Linked DNA regions of Homo sapiens: regions 1, 2 and 3 are each linked to region 4. A link is a loop called in an ENCODE intact Hi-C map of the cell type or tissue named here. Cell type or tissue: Calu3. All regions are shown on one strand.

The links. A loop is a pair of places that touch in the nucleus more often than their neighbours do. Peaks named below come from ENCODE experiments on the same cell type or tissue, not always from the same donor. Only the 100,000 strongest peaks of a DNase experiment are listed, where the experiment ranks them.
Region 1: it touches region 4 in a loop (3-fold over the local background); 6 of 110 quality-filtered maps call a loop at or near these places.
Region 2: it touches region 4 in a loop (4-fold over the local background); 4 of 110 quality-filtered maps call a loop at or near these places.
Region 3: it touches region 4 in a loop (2.5-fold over the local background); 2 of 110 quality-filtered maps call a loop at or near these places.

Annotation. Positions count from the first base shown.
Region 1 is chr3:136,731,185-136,733,684 of GRCh38, forward strand. The region is part of intron 1 of STAG1 (STAG1 cohesin complex component); the gene reads right to left. Among named protein-coding and RNA genes, the nearest start is that of STAG1, 20 kb to the right of the region's middle. In Calu3, no CTCF peak of the experiment used is centred here; no DNase peak of the experiment used is centred here.
Region 2 is chr3:136,544,585-136,547,084 of GRCh38, forward strand. The region is part of intron 5 of STAG1 (STAG1 cohesin complex component); the gene reads right to left. Among named protein-coding and RNA genes, the nearest start is that of STAG1, 210 kb to the right of the region's middle. In Calu3, CTCF peaks have their summits at 1,289 (motif pointing right) and 2,311; a DNase peak (open chromatin) is centred at 1,267.
Region 3 is chr3:136,185,135-136,187,634 of GRCh38, forward strand. The region is part of intron 1 of MSL2 (MSL complex subunit 2); the gene reads right to left. Among named protein-coding and RNA genes, the nearest start is that of MSL2, 10 kb to the right of the region's middle. In Calu3, no CTCF peak of the experiment used is centred here; a DNase peak (open chromatin) is centred at 1,377.
Region 4 is chr3:136,624,011-136,626,510 of GRCh38, forward strand. The region is part of intron 2 of STAG1 (STAG1 cohesin complex component); the gene reads right to left. Among named protein-coding and RNA genes, the nearest start is that of STAG1, 130 kb to the right of the region's middle. RefSeq lists an enhancer at 1,664-2,164. In Calu3, no CTCF peak of the experiment used is centred here; a DNase peak (open chromatin) is centred at 1,381.

The DNA of each region.
Region 1 (2,500 bases), 110 kb after region 4:
CATTTGCTCACTTCAACAAACCACCTCAAGGCATTCATTACCCACTACAAAACTTTACTACAAAAAAAAAAAGCAATACAGAATGTTTATGATACAGTAATGCAAAGGGTGGATATTTGCTGGAATACACAGGTTCTTTTGTAAGAATTAGAAAAAGCACTCTCCTCTGGGCAGGTAAACTAGAAAAAGCTGGAAAAAGCAAATAGAATTTGTCAAGCAGAATAAAATCTGGATTTCAGCCTTCCCCTACCACTTTGGCCAAGTATCTTTAGGCAGGGTACCAATTCTACAACCATTCATGGCAGCCCCGGCACTGTGTGCCACTAAAATACAAAGGCAGAGAGAACACTTAGATCAACCCTGGATGGGAGAAAGAGAGGAGCAATAAGCCTATCAAGTAAAGATTTCCGAAGAAGGTACTACCTAAGTTCTGAGTCTTCATATGCCCCTCCTTGTGTACTTCGGGAAAACAAGAACTGTGCTTCAATGTCTTTATAACCACACTATATGGCTCATTGTAAATGTTCAACAAATGCTTGATGAATGACTCAATGAGCAAAATTACACGAAAACACTTGCTAACCTATCTCTTTTTCATCAAGTATGTAGCAAACACATGCCCACACCTGGCACCAGAAACTATAAGTGCTATCTAAATATCAACATTTTATTTGGCCTGTGCACTTATCAGCTAGTGGAAAGCATAAATTATTCCAATAAACAGACGGGAGGTGTGGAGGCAAAATATCACACCTAGGTCTTCAAAACTAATGACTTTCAAATCAAAAACTGCATTACCTGATAAAGACTTAACTTCATGATTATTTCAACAGGGACTAAAAAAATTACAGGAAATCTTGGAAACCAGCTATCTGGCCAAAGACACTAATTTTAGAGATGAAGAAACTGAGGCCCAGAGAAGTAATCAATCAAAGACACACAGTTAGTGGCAGAGTTATAATTAAAACTCAGATCTCTGGCCCTACACTAGTTTTTGTTCTTCTACACCATGTTGCCTTTGTATCTATAAAATCAAATCTTTTATCCACAACTAAAAAAAAAAAAAAAAAAAAAACACCTTAGTCACAATTTTGTTGTCTGCATCCCAATGGGAGGAAAAAGTAGTAAGCCATCATCTTATTTTGTCTAGAGGTAACTTTCCAACTTTGCTCTTGGTTTCATGCCTAACCTTCTGTGTGCAGAATAATAAAGAAAAAGCTAAGATTCATAAATAATCCTGATAAAGCCATCAAAATTTATCAACTACCAAAGAAGCATTACAATGTCTTTCCAGGATGCAGCACTTTTCTGAAGAAAGAAAAGGAGCCTAATTTCCGAAATATGTTTACTAAAAAGCAGAACACGCTGGTGATAACCTTCATCTCTCAATTAACCAGAGTACCTTATCATCTGACCATTCTCATTAATAAATTTTTTGTTTTTGAGACAGAGTCTTGCTCTGTCACCCAGGCTAGAGTGCAGCGGCGCAATCTCAGCTCACTGCAACCTCTACCTCCCAGTTTCAAGTGATTCGCCTGCCTCAGCCTCTCAAGTAGCTGGGATTACAGGTGCCCACCACCATGCCAGGCTAATTTTTGTATTTTCAGTAAAGACGGGGTTTCACCATCTTGGCCACACTGATCTCAAACTCCTGACCTCGTGAGCCACCCACCTCGGCCTCCCAAACTGCTGGGATTACAGGCTTGAGCCACCACGCTCGGCCTCATTAATAAAGTTTTAATCTATTGCTAGCCCTACCTGCTGATGAGAACCAATTAACTAAAATTCTTTGCTTACAGAAAGTAACCTCAGCATTTACTTAGATTACGATATGTCTTTTAAGATAAATGATCTTTGGATCTATGCACAACACAATATAGTCTAGTGGTTAAAACCTAACTTTTTTTTTTTTTTTTTTTTGAGACAGTCTCACTCTGTCACCCAGGCTGGAGTGCAGCGGCATCATCTTAGGTCACTGCAACCTCTGCCTCCTGGGCTGAAGCAATCCTCCCACCTCAGCCTCCAGAGTAGCTGGGACTACAGATGCGAGCCACCATGCCTGGCTAATTTTTGTATTTTTTTGTAGAGACAGGGTTTCGCTATGTTGCCCAGGCTGGTCTCAAACTTCTGAGCTCAAATGATCCACCCACCTCAGCGTCCCAAAGTGCTGGGATTACAGGCATGAGCTACCGTGCCTGGCCAAAGGCTAACTTTTTAACGCACACTGACAGGGAGAAGGGCAACTCCTTTTACTTTTGTATTTGCACTGTTGTGCAGCCCACAACAGTGGAATACTTTTATTATTATTCCCATTTTACAGATGAGAAAACTGAGACTTAGAAAGGTTAAAGAAGTTGCCCAAGTTTACATAGACAGAAACACGCAATTAGAATTTGATACAGTGTGATTCAGGCACCAGGAACTCTCCCAGACAATGGACAATAGATTTCTTAGCCATCTGTCATGTGACAGTGCTTCATCTGTGAACACATGAGATTTT
Region 2 (2,500 bases), 79 kb before region 4:
AGACATCATCTCTACTAAAAATACAAAAAAACAGCCGGGTGTGGGTGGCACATGCCTGTAATCTCAGCTACTCAGGAGGCTGAGGCACAAGAATCTCTGGAACCTGGGAGACTGAGGTTGCAGTAAGTTGAGATTGCACCACTGTACTCCAGCCTGGATGACAGAGCAAGACTCAAAAAAAAAAAAAGTTTATAGCTTTTATGACACACCATTCTTGCTTACCTCAAATTACTGAAGTCTAAGTGTGATTGAAATACACTAACATTGTCTAACACACTTAGCAAAAGATCCTTCCAAATAGCAGATGCTTTCTAAGTAATTGCTCCATGTATAAATCATTTTAAAGCTCTTCTTTTACAGAGTGGATTATAGCGCCTTAATAAATAAAATGTAATCTAGTTATGTACTAGAGATAATCCAAGCATATGACAGGATCATTTTTATTGTCATCTAACTTTTTATTTTTTTATTTCTTTTTTTTTGAGATTGTGTCTTGCTCTGTTGTCCAAGATGGAGTGCAATGGCGCGATCTCAGCTCACTGCAACCTCCGCCTCCCGGGTTCAAGTGATTCTCCTGCCTCAGTCTCCTGAGTAGCTGGGATTACAGGCACACGTCACCACGTGTAATTATTCTCTACTAAAAACACAATAAGTTTTGTATTTTTAGTAGAGACAGGGTTTCATCATGTTGGCCAGGCTGGTCTCGAACTCCTGACCTCATGATCCACCCACCTCGGCCTCCCAAACTGCTGGGATTACAGGCGTGAGCCACCGTGCCTGGCCATTTTTAGTTTCATTTTTATATAACCTAGCCTGATAAACAGCAAACTGTAAATCAAGACTAGACATAAATATGGATGGATTGGTAGAAAAAATCTGAGTCAGGATAGGAGAAGAAATGTTGAGTCTACTAAAACTGAGAAGGATTCACTAAACAAATATCAGTATACCAGAAATGTAGAACTTAACAGTTACCTAGTAATGCAGTGACTACATTTAAGAGTCTTTTTCAAGATTTGAGGAGGGGGTCTGGGGAAGAGGTAAAGAAAGAGACACTTTGATACCTTTCAAGCTTAATCGTAAATATCTTGGGATGCATGGGATCTGTCTAAACAGTATGTGCAAAAAGGAAAAAAAAAACCCTCACAAATTATGAATAAAGATACATTTTTGATACTTATAAATTTTTTAGAATGCCTTGAAAACAGAAATTGCTGTGATTACATCTCCAATGATGAGTCTGTCTCTAGATGGCAGCCTTCACTTTATAACAGTCCTTGTGGGGGAGGAAAAAAAACTAATGTATTTTTTCCTTTCTAAATACAAAAGATAAGTAAAACATTAAAGTAAATGTTTTTAAAAATCACGTATTGGCACATAACATGTGAGTACCGGTTAACTAATCTTTCAAGACTGCACAGGATGCAGTCCATCTACACCAAGAACAGAAACTTTACCAAATACTAGAATATCAAATTGTAGAGCTTGTTTGAGCCATGCTAGTATAGCCCAGGGCCAAAAGCAAGCACTATCCTAGCTAGAGCTATAGAACTGTTCAAAGATGTCCAAAGTATTTTCACCATATCTTCAAGAACTATTAAAATAAGTTCATATCAGTGCTAATGTTGTTCACGTAAGACTTAGAAGAAATGACTGTAAGAAAAATAATGTCTGTCTGCCACCTCAGTTCTATTACGACTATTAATAGGATTCAAGATAGGCAGGGTTTCTTGACCTGTGGCACATGGACTCCAAAGTACCTATGAACCATTTTAAAACATACGAAAATTCATGTCTATGTATTTTTGTAGAGAAAGTCCCAAAATTTTCAGGATATTATTAAAGAAAATCGAGAACTCAGGCAAAAATTACACATTAGAGACAAAATGTCAACCAAAAAATTTTAGTCATAGGGAACTAAAGGGAGAAATAAAATGATAACAATAAAAAGTAATTCTAGAGAAGATTGTTACCTTTCATCGCATGGTATGGAAAAGCAAGGAGTAGAAAACAGAGAGTAGAAAAGGCTGAACTCTTCTCCTTTCTAATTAATGAGGCCATGAGTGAAATAATCTGATATAGGGAGAGCCAGGTTTCATTTCTAAATTCAGGGTGAAAAAGCAAAGAGAAGCTGCCCACATTGTATACAAATCCATAAATTATAGAGCAAAAAGTTTTAGCAAGTACCTTGTTTATAGATGACATTGTATAATTGGCTCCAGTTACATAATTTAAGATTTAAATATTTGAGACTACTTAAGATTCTTTAGCAGTTTCTTATCAGACTGCATAAATGATCAAGTCCTGTTTCTTCAACCTGTGCTTCAAAGCTATGTCACTAGGGGTCCCAGATAATCTCAAGTATACTTTGAAGTCTCTCACAACTTTTGTCTGGTGCCACTAAGATTTTCTCAACTCATCTTTTGCCTAGAATACCTATTTTTCATTTTACAAAACTTTTATGTATGTGAGGAAAAGAACTGGTTGGGTTTAGTATTTC
Region 3 (2,500 bases), 440 kb before region 4:
CGGCTTATTTTTTGTATTTTTAATAGAGACAAGGTTTCACCATGTTGGCTAGGCTGATCTCAAACTCCTGACCTCAAAGGATCCGCCAGCCCTAGCCTCCTGAAGTGCTGGGATTACAGGCATGAGCCACTGTGCTCAGCCCAATTCAGCAAATTTTTAACAAAGCTAAAAAAAAAAAAAAAAAGTCTGGAAATCAAATTCATAGCAAAAGTTATGCTTTAATCCAACAACCTCATCTTACAAATGAAACAGAAAAATCATTCAAGTCATCATAGAAGATAACTTCATCTAACCTTATCTAAAATACTATAGATATGGACACAAAAATCACCCTTTTAGAGGAAACTAAAACAAGGATGCTACCAGAATAACTTGGGACACAACTCTTTTTTTCTTTTTTTTTGGAGGGGGGGGTGGGGGAAGGGACAGAGTCTCACTGTCGCCCAGGCTGGAGTGCAGTGGTGCAATCTTGGCTCAATGCAACCTTCGCCTCCTGGGTTCAAGCAATTCTCCTGTGCGCACCACCACGCCCGGCTAATTTTTGTATTTTTAGTAGAGACAGGGTTTCACCATGTTGGCCAGGCTGGTCTCAAACTCCTGACCTCAGATGATCCACCTGCCTCGGCCTCCCAAAGTGCTGGGATTACAGGCGTGAGCCACCACGCCTGGCCAGGACCCAACTCCTCAGGAATGACAAAGCTGTCTTCCAACGCTGAAGGGCAAAATTTTATCAAAGGCTTTCTGAATTATTCCAGAAGACAAAACTAAAATCAATGGAGACAATTACATACAGACAAGGTAACTTGGGGAAAATGGAAGCCAAAAAAAAAAATTGTTCTAAAAGAGGTTGTCAAAACAACAGCATGGCTGTTTTGCAGAATATTTAGCTCAATTACCACAACCATATCGCTAAAAATCCCTGAAGAATTCTTTAACTAGGCTATCCTTACATTACTTCAAACCTAGACTACCTCAACTCTTCAGGTTCCCCAAAAATCAACATCCTTCCTTACTTCATTTCTGATATGAACTAAGTGACCTTTTGACTCCTTCAATTTTTCCCATATGTCTGTGTCAAACTGCCAGGTTTTGTCAGTTCTTCAACACCATTGTATAACTGTCCCTAGATATCCATGGGTGATTGGTTCAAGCATCTCGCTTGAATACCAAAATCTGCAGATACTGAAGTCCTTGATATAACACAACATAGTATTTGCACATAACCTAAGCATATCCTCCTCTATTCTTCTAATCAGGGGTCCCTAAGCCTCCAGGTTATGGACAGGCTCCGGTCCTTGGCCTGTTAGGAACCAGGCTGCACAGCAGGAAGTGAGCAGGAAGTGAACTGGGTCCAGCAAGCAAAGCTTCACAGCCACTCCCCACTGCTCGCATTACCACCTGAGCTCTGCCTGTCAGATCTGCAGTGGCATTAGACTCTCATAGGAGCACAAACACTATTGTGAATTGTGCAAGCAAGGCATCTAGGCTGCACACTCATTAAGAAATAATGCTTGATGATCTGTCACTGTCTCCCATCACCCCCAGATGGGACCCTTGTGGAAAACACGCTCAGGGCTCCCACTAATCCTACATTATAGTGAACTCTATAATTATTTCATTACATATTACAATGTAATAATAATAGAAATAAAGTGCACAATAAATGTAATGTGCTTGAATCATCCTGAAACCATCCCCTGACCCTGTGGAAAAATAGTCTTCCATGAAACCAGTCCCTAGTGCCAAAAAGGTAGGGAACTGCCGCTTTAAATCATCTGCAGATTACTTATAACACCTAAACAATATAAATACTATGTAAGTAGTTGTTATACTGTAATGCTTAGAGAATCCTGACCAAAAAAAAATGTCCATACATGTTCAGCATAGTTGCAATTTTTTCCCAAATATTTTAGATCCAAGGTTGGCTGAATCCACAAATGCAGAACCCACAGATACGGAGGATTAGCTGTACATTTTATCAAGTACATGTTATGTGAAAGCACTGTGCTAAACATACTCACCAACTTAAGACTAGAAAACATCTCATTTAATCAATTTATAACGAGATAAACCCAACTACGACAAAGATAACACAATACATTTCAAATTAAAATGTTATGATAACCGTAAGAATGATCAAATGTTCCCTTTTCATTTTATGTTGTTCCCTTTCTTTTCACTCCCACCACTCTATTCAAGCCTCATTAAAGAATCCTCTTATTAGAGACTCCAAACAAACCATATTTGGCCAGGCGCAGTGGCTCACGCCTGTAATCCTAGCACTTTGGGAGGTCGAGGTGGGAGGATGACCTGAGGTCAGGAGTTCAAGACCAGCCTGGCCAACATGGTGAAACCCTGTCTCTACTAAAAATACATGAAAAAAAAAATTAGCTGGGTGTGGCGGATGCCTGTAGAGTCCCAGCTACTCTAGGAGGCTAAGGCAGGAGAATAGCTTGAACCAGGAGATGGACGTTGCAGTGAGCCGAGATCACACCACTGC
Region 4 (2,500 bases):
AATAAAACACAAAACACTCTTTATTGTAAATTCCACATAACCGATTCTCACAAAATAATTTTAAAGATAATTTTTGCCCAACTCTTATATTGGAATCTTTTTTTTTTTGAGACAGTCTCACTCTGTCGCCCAGGCTGGAGTGCAGTGGCACAATCTCAGCTCACTGCAAGTTCCAACTCCCGGGTTCACACCATTCTCCTGCCTCAGCCTCCCAAGTAGCTGGGACTACAGGCACCCGCCACCAGGCCCGGCTAATTTTTTTTGCATTTTTAGTAGAGATGGGGTTTCACCGTGTTAGCCAGGATGGTCTCGATCTCCTGACCTCATGATCCACCTGCCTCGGCCTCCCAAAGTGCTGGGATTACAGGTGTGAGCCACCGTGCCCAGCCAATTATTGGAATCTAACCTACAGCTGCAACTGATGAATGAATAGGAATTTTAACATGAAAGGTGGTTTCTATTTTTGTTCACTTTAATGAGTAGGATGCAAGTAAAATTATAAAGACATTTGTTGAAACTTCATTCATTAGTCAATGGTGTGAGCAACTTCTCTGCTGACTCAGATAAGGGCTGAGGAAACATGCTTCCTCAATTTTTTGTTATTGTATTGTAATGGGTATAGACCATCCGATACACCTTTAAGTTGAATCTGCATTGTTAACAATTTCTCTATCACTTTCTTAAGTCTATAATCAACAAAACAATAAATTAAGCATTGATTTTTATCATTTGCTGATTTTCACGGTGTACATATTCCTACCATAGCCAATTTCAAATGACCAAAGTGGCATAACCAAAGTGAGGTGGGAAGTGACAAACAGTAGTACAGCATTAAAACATATTTCTACCACAAAGACACAACAGGTTTAAATAACAACTTCAAGAGCATAAATAGTAACATGAAATAATTAGGAAGTGATGAATTTTGAGTATTTACTATTTTTATTTTTCATATGACATTTAATTTAAGCTTATATAAGTTAACTTTTTAAAACAGATATGTTGTGTTTAGCTACCTTGCAAAATTCCTAAAAATTTAATATTTAACTCTCACAGGCCAATACAAGCTGGCTTCAACACAGCATTGAAAAGGTTTAGACAGCATGAACAAGAATCTCTTCACTAAATTCTACATTACTGCATAAAATTGTAAAGAGTAGGAAAAGTACATAGCAAATGGTAAGTCCAACTCACAATCTACTATTTCTCAATCTCCTTCACCAAATGCTCTTTTAGGCTCATTCCCTCTTCCTTAAAGCTCAACTGTTAGGTCTGCTCTTCTCCATTTATATTACACTCCCTTGGAGATTTCATCCAGTTAATGTGTAACTTCTATGCAAATGACTTCAATACCCTATCAGTACACCTGACCGCATTCCAGATCTCTGACTCAGGATTTTTATCTTGCATGCATGACATACTTACTTGAATGCCACCTCAAATTCACCAAATGCCACATCTAAAATTGAATCCAATCCTGACTTACCTCTGACTTTCTACTCACAGAGATACAATTAATTAACTGATTTAAGTTATGCATACGTATGCTTTAAGTTATTATACAAATTTATTGTCACCATTATCCTGTCTATAAACTCGAATTGATAGAATGATATCAGTCTTCTTGTGCCTCCTGCTAACATAATCCTACCTCAGCCATCCTTCTCAGAACAATATAATCTGTTTCTCACTCTTTCCAGGATTATTACCACAATCACCACTCCCCATGATAATCTCAATTTATCTCCCTACTGCTGCTTATTCAAGCCATTCTACACACCGCTGCCAGTAATATTCTCACATCATTACTTACCCACTTGTAAATCTTCAAAGTTATCATATTACTCTAACTTATATATCTTTAAAGTTAATCTGGTATTTAAAACCATAAATAAGACTGGGCGCAGTGGCTCATGCCTGTAATCCCAACACTTTGGGAGGCTGAGGCACGAGAATCGCTTGAACCCGGGAGATGGACGTTGCAGTGAGCAGAGATAGCACCACTGCACTCCAGCCTGGGCGAAAGAGTAGAACTCTGTCTCAAAAACAAACAAAACAAAACAACAAAAATGAAACTATAAATAATATTGTAAATGATGTCCAGGGTCAGCAAGCTTTTTCATAAAGATCCATACAGCCGGGTGCAGTGGCTCATGCCTGTAATCCCAGCACTTTGGGAGGCCAAGGCCAGCAGATCATGAGGTCAGAAGTTCGAGACCTACCTGGCCAACATAGTGAAACCCCTTCTCTACTAAAAATACAAAAATTATCCAGGCATGGTGGTGTGCGCCTATAGTCCCAGCTACTTGGGAGGCTGAGGCAGGAGAATTGCTTGAACCCACGAGGCGTAGGTTGGCCGAGCCAAGATCACGCCACTGCACTCCAGCCTGAGCAACAGAGTGAGACTACATCTCAAAAAAAAAAAAAAACCAAAAAAACAAAAAACCATACAGTATATATTTTAGGCTTATGGGTCTTAAGTTCTCTATAGCTACTACTC